Linked DNA regions of Homo sapiens: region 2 is linked to region 1. Evidence: chromatin loops called from intact Hi-C (ENCODE). Cell type or tissue: Panc1. All regions are shown on one strand. Each heading gives the region's core, and the rest is flanking DNA. Links, peaks and the distances in the headings are about the cores only.

Evidence for each region. Hi-C counts contacts between places; a loop is a spot of excess contacts. Peaks named below come from ENCODE experiments on the same cell type or tissue, not always from the same donor. Only the 100,000 strongest peaks of a DNase experiment are listed, where the experiment ranks them.
Region 2: it touches region 1 in a loop (3-fold over the local background); 7 of 110 quality-filtered maps call a loop at or near these places.

What each region holds. Positions count from the first base shown.
Region 1 is chr6:117,316,121-117,319,036 of GRCh38, forward strand. ROS1 (ROS proto-oncogene 1, receptor tyrosine kinase) reads right to left here. Exons shown (of 44, transcript NM_001378902.1): 38 at 2,068-2,132; 39 at 1,023-1,152. Among named protein-coding and RNA genes, the nearest start is that of VGLL2, 52 kb to the left of the region's middle. In Panc1, for the core only: CTCF peaks have their summits at 1,317 (motif pointing left) and 1,521; a DNase peak (open chromatin) is centred at 1,331; H3K27me3 peaks cover 209 bases.
Region 2 is chr6:116,875,994-116,878,909 of GRCh38, forward strand. RFX6 (regulatory factor X6) reads left to right here and starts at 1,249. Exons shown (of 19, transcript NM_173560.4): 1 at 1,249-1,505; 2 at 1,803-1,959. The coding sequence starts at 1,283. RefSeq lists enhancers at 300-1,259, 1,260-2,218 and a promoter at 722-1,514. In Panc1, for the core only: no CTCF peak of the experiment used is centred there; no DNase peak of the experiment used is centred there; H3K4me3 peaks cover 1,416 bases; H3K27me3 peaks cover 2,117 bases.

The DNA of each region.
Region 1 (2,916 bases), core at 270-2,769:
AAAGTTTTCCTGTGTGTAGCGTGGTGAGGGATGGACAGGTATATTATGAGGAAGTCTAAGAGAGTTAAATCCTCATCTTCCATACTGGGCAATCAATTTACCCCAAATTGAAAAATCAACATGTGTCAGTATGAGCAGACTATTTAGGAACTTGGCGGTAAATACCACAAGATACATGCGGGGCCTGAGAGGTAGGAATGAGGCAGTGCACAGGGCTCCTGTTTTTCACTATATGCTTTGTCACACATTTTAATTTTTTAGCCATATGATGTTTATTTTGATATAAAAATTTTTTTAATCCACCAGATTTAAACTTTGCTGACTTGTCTTATCTTACGTGTTCTCATCTAAGGTATAAGGTAGATTCCTACAGGTAGTCACCCCCAGTCCTGTCCGCCATTCCACAGTATTTCCAGGGTTCATAATGTGCTGTGCACTGCTCCAGGCACTGGGGATACAAGAGAAGAAGGACTGCGGCTGCGTTTTGCAGGCAGAGTTTGTTAGCATGGATGTAGGGAAAGAGAAAGCAAGGAAGTAGATGGGTGGAGTAGGAGAGGACGTACGAAATCAAGAGCTCCGTTTGGGGCAAAATATGTTTGAGATACCTACTAAAATCCAAAAAGATATGTCAACTAGAGAGGGACATACAAGTCTGGTACTCAGTAAAGACATCAAGACTGGAAATATAATTTGGGACAGACAGGCATATAGATTAAGTACAGAGATATGCCTTTCCAACTCCACGCTATCCCTGTGCTCCAGAAAAACATGATTCTGGCAATGAGGGTCATGTTCTCCCATTAAATACTAAAAACAGGCTCGGGCTCACATGACCAGAAAGTGCCAGAATGTTAGCCCAGGGTTCTGATTGTCAAAAGCTAATGTGAAGGAAACAGAATAATTCTTTCCATGTAAGTCTTCTAAGGTTTTACCACTGCAGCCTATTAAATTTAAAGAAAATTAATAGGGAATTATAGGGCATTTGCATTATGAAACCAATATTATGGATCCCAACTGCCTACCGTTGCCATCCGGGCTTTACGCAAATAAGTAAGAAGGTCTCCTCCCTCCATCAGTTCCAGGATAATGTATTGGGGTTCATTCAGCAGACAAACTCCAAGCTGCTTCAGAATGTTGGGATGATTAAATTTGCTGAAAGGTGGAAAGACACAGGCTGGATGATATGACAGAAGCAGGAGTCCTAGCCGAGGGTCTTTATGGAGTACAGCAATTCTTTATCAATAGTTTCCTTCAAAACCCCTGACTTAGTGTCTCTAACACTTCGTTTTCCAACTCCTGGTCTTTGTGCTTACCTTAAAGAGGTAATATGGCAACCCCTAGTGGCCATGAGTATGGATAAAATAGGTTGGTTTTTAGAAGGAATAACATTTGTATTAAGCATATTTTGGAAAAGAAAGTAATTTTGACTAGTAGCGTCCTTGAAAAGATATTTAAAAACATTGGGTTTTGGGTCATTACAGGTATGAAATATATCCTCTCCCTTTCAGGAAAACAACTCAGAAATGCGGGTTTGGCTACACAGTTTTCTCAAGACATCAAACCAAGTAAGTCCCAACCTAATAATTGGAACCCACAGCTTGAGACCCAATCAACCACTGCCTCAAGTCTTCCCATTAAGATGTGCTTGAGCAGTTTTTATGACCACAAACTCAAACTGATAGACAAGTTTACTAAGACAAAGGATATTTTCACTGACATTATAGCATTTGAGAGAACTCTCTCTTACTGGGTATACTTGACCATTATCACACATTTAGATGAATACAAGCATGTCAAAAGCCAAACAGCTTCAGAATTCATTTGCAAAACATGCTCCTTATTGAAGATAAAAGAAAGGAGAACCTTTTGTCTGAGGATTGCCTGTACCCAGGCTCAGAAGATTGGCCTCTATAGACTACTTGCTCTGCAGATGTAGTTCCATTTAAACGTTTCAACCATGTTGTTTTAGTCATGATCCGTTAAGTCATGTCATTTTGGGTGTTAAAAATAAGTCAAGCGGACTTAAAACTTCTTACCCATACCAGGAGAAAATTATTTCAGAGCTACCTCATCAGATGTGCCTCCTTCAGGAATTCAATCTTCTCCTGGTCTGTGGAACCCTTCTTCAAAGTCTATACAACATAAAAACAAGTCAGGAATCAGTATAGCAGACATTTCTGTGAGCTCAGTGGGTTAATGGAGATTGTTCTGTTTGTTCTGTAATATCTACCCTGAAAGCTGGAAACAGATCGTAGATAAAACATGTGCATGTATTCTACAAACCCTTCAAATGTTACCTCCTGTTATTGCTAGTAGAAGAATATGCAAAATAAGAGGTCTAGTAATGTTTACACAATATTCCTCCAAAAGGTAGAAATTTTAAGAGACCAAGTTTTGTTGTTTAGGCCAATTTCTTAATTTTCAAAATTTTCTTTTCAATATGTTTTCTCCATCTCCTTGCTTTCGATTTATTTCTTGGAGGCCAGGTTCCCAGTCCCAAGCAATTGATCAAAGCTAATCATGAAAATTGTATTCTAAAATTCTCCAGCCTCCCTTGGAAATTGGGGTGGTCATATAACTCGGTGATGGTCAATGGCATATAAGAGAAAAACTGCTGAGGCGGGAAGGGAGCTTTGAAGAAGACTTTGCCTTCCTGAACATGTACATCTCACACCATCTTTCCTCCTCTCCCTGGCCCGAATGAAGATGTGATGCTTGCTTCTTTGTCAGCCATCTTGGAACAATGAGGCAGCAAGCATGAACAACAGCCAAGAAAATTTCAGAGATACTGGCTCTGACCTGACACACTATCCTGAACCAAAGCCAGCAGTCATCTTGTTACATGAGAGAAATAAACATTTGTTTAAAACAGTCAAGGTGGGAGTAAATTAAAGAACTTTTAAATGACATCATTTA
Region 2 (2,916 bases), core at 245-2,744, 440 kb before region 1:
AAGTGGTACTAAAAATGGGGAGATTCAAATCCACTCATAATTTTAGCTGCTTTTGCTGTATTACTTAGACTGTATCGCTCCTTCCCATAATTCACCCTTCAGCCACCCACCACCTTGGATCCCATTTTGTTTGTTCTATGTTAAATTTCAATGTAATGTAGTTTAATATTGTCAAAGTCGAAGGCTGATTTCTCTCTCTAATGCTGCAAGAGAAGATGACATGCTGTAGGTTGTGATGAGGCAATGTGATCCAAAGCAGAATCCTTGCTTTTGTTGGAGAGCACTGGACATATAAAGACACTGGGCGTATTTGTCAAAAGAACAGAAGGTGGAAGGAAAGGAAGATGATCTGGCAGTCAGGTAACACCAATCCCAAGTCTCCACTGACCGCTCCCGTCTAAAGAGAGCACAGATTATAGTTTGCCCCCATGAGATTGCCATTTTGGGTTGGAAGATGGTCGCAATTTCATTTTTCACTTAAGCAAACGTCCGTTGCCGTACTGCTAGGTATGAGATGAGTAATCGTCAGGGACGCGTTTAAATTACAAAATAATGGTAAATGGGAGAGAAAGAATCTTTTCTCGGGGTTGAGGCCAGATCCTCCAGGGCTGGGAGACCCAGGAGTGCGGGCCACTGTGCACCCTCGAGCAAAGCAGTGTGTGACGAGATGGGATCTTCCCTCAAATGCTGAGAAGAGCCCTCGCCAATCCCTCGGAAGGTTCCCAGAATAAAAAGCCCGGTCCCTGCTGTGCAAAGACTGAGCGGTACTCCGGTGTACTTTTTCCCTGTCCCAGGCGTGCAGAGTCCACGCCGCGCGGCCAGGTGCCCCAATAGTGTACCTGAAAGTAGGGATGGGGCCAGTTACAGCTGCACTTTCCCTGCAGAAGACAGTGAGCCTTCCCGGGATCTTTCTGGGAGCTCTGAGTGTGAAAACGGTCCTCCGGCCAGCGCAGGTTGAGAGAACGGGAAGGAGGGGGAAGCTGTGGGCGCCCAGGGCGTGACAGGCGCAGGTGAGAAAGTGAGTTTCGCGGGAGCATCTGCCGGGACCGCAGACAGGTGGAGAAACGCAGTCCCACCGCGGCCCACCGCGGCTCCCGGGCGGCCTGGGCTGTACCTGTGCGCGGCGTCCTTTCTGCGCTGAGCCAGGGCACCCCGGAGCCTGCGGCCTCCTTCCCCGCCCCTGCGGCCCCGGGTCCCAGCCCCGCCCCGCCCCGCCCCGGGCTGGGGCTCCGCTGGGGAACCGGCCGAGCGGCGCGCGCGGAGGTGTCCGGCGGCCAGGAGGATGGCCAAGGTCCCGGAGCTGGAAGACACCTTCCTGCAGGCGCAGCCTGCGCCCCAACTGTCCCCGGGGATCCAGGAAGACTGCTGTGTGCAGCTCCTGGGCAAGGGCTTGCTAGTCTATCCGGAAGAAACAGTGTACCTGGCGGCCGAAGGGCAGCCCGGGGGCGAGCAGGGCGGCGGGGAGAAAGGCGAAGACCCGGAGCTGCCGGGGGCAGTGAAATCAGGTGAGTGCTCTGCCGCATCCGGAGCTGGGAAGGGGACGGGGACGTATTCTAAGAAGGGCACCCAATAATAATAATGCATCCCGAACAAACATAAGGCAGATATAGAATGTTCTGTCCAAATCTTTGTATTTCCTCAGTAAAATGTCAAGTAGAGACCTGACATTTTGCATAGCCCCCCTTTCCTCCCCTCCGCCCCCACCCCAGTAGGCTACTCCTTTGAAGTTAAGGTACACTTAAAGGCGACTTAGTTGATTTTATATTCTATTTTTCTTTATCATCCCTTCAACTGGCAATCAGAAATGCACTTAAACAATGGTAACTTTTCCTCTGAAGAAGAGGACGCCGACAACCACGACAGCAAAACCAAAGCAGCGGATCAATACCTGTCTCAGAAGAAAACCATCACGCAGATTGTGAAGGATAAAAAGAAGCAGACACAGCTCACGCTGCAGTGGTGAGACTCGCCCGCAGGGTACACTGAAGCACCTGTTGACGTTTTAACAGCCAGCGTCTTCAGGATCTTTGATTTTCACAATTTACTTCTTCCTCAAACTTTTTGGGAAAGTTTAAAAAACCAATTAGAATTTAACCCAGAATTTTTTTCACTGAATTTTTAGTATAGAGACTTATACAAGTACTGGTGAAGGATTTGCAATACAAATGAAAACCACATTACGTTGTTCCTTATTGACTAAAACCATATTTTCTTCAAATGTAAGCATTAATGAACGTTTTTATGACTTACTGGCTTAATATGCAATCAGTTCAGTCCTTACATATTTGTTGTTTGATAGTTTTTGAGATTATAAAATATGATTCTTAAAAACAACTTAAAATGAGGAAGGATCTTAACACTGCCTTTATTCAAAAGAGGGCAAATTAAAAATAGTGTATACTCCATAAGATGAACTGTGTTTGAGGTAGAAGACATAGAAAAAATCGGTTAAGATATCTATACTAACTTAAATAGAAGTTCAACTATTTTTATACCATCTATCATATATGATTTATAATAATAAAATATTACAAATTGGATTTTGTGGAAAATCTTTTAAAACCAAGAATTTATCAGTAGGATTTCCACATAGAGTGAACATTTTGTAATATCTATCTAAAAGAAAGACGGCTCTAAAGTAAAAGCATTATATTAAACTTTCCTACGTAGTGGGAAGAAATAGGAGCATAAATTTCCTCACAAATTCCAAGTAAAAAACAAACTAATAAAAAGGACTATATATTTACTGATTAGTTACATAACCTAATTTTGTGTAAAGTATGATCTAAGGAGCCTTAGAAAAATACAAGATAAAGAACTAGTAAATTTTATTTTTATTATTTATTTAAATATTAAATTACAATTTACATATAGTAGTTTTTTGTGATTATATGCTTGAACCCTTTCAAAATATTT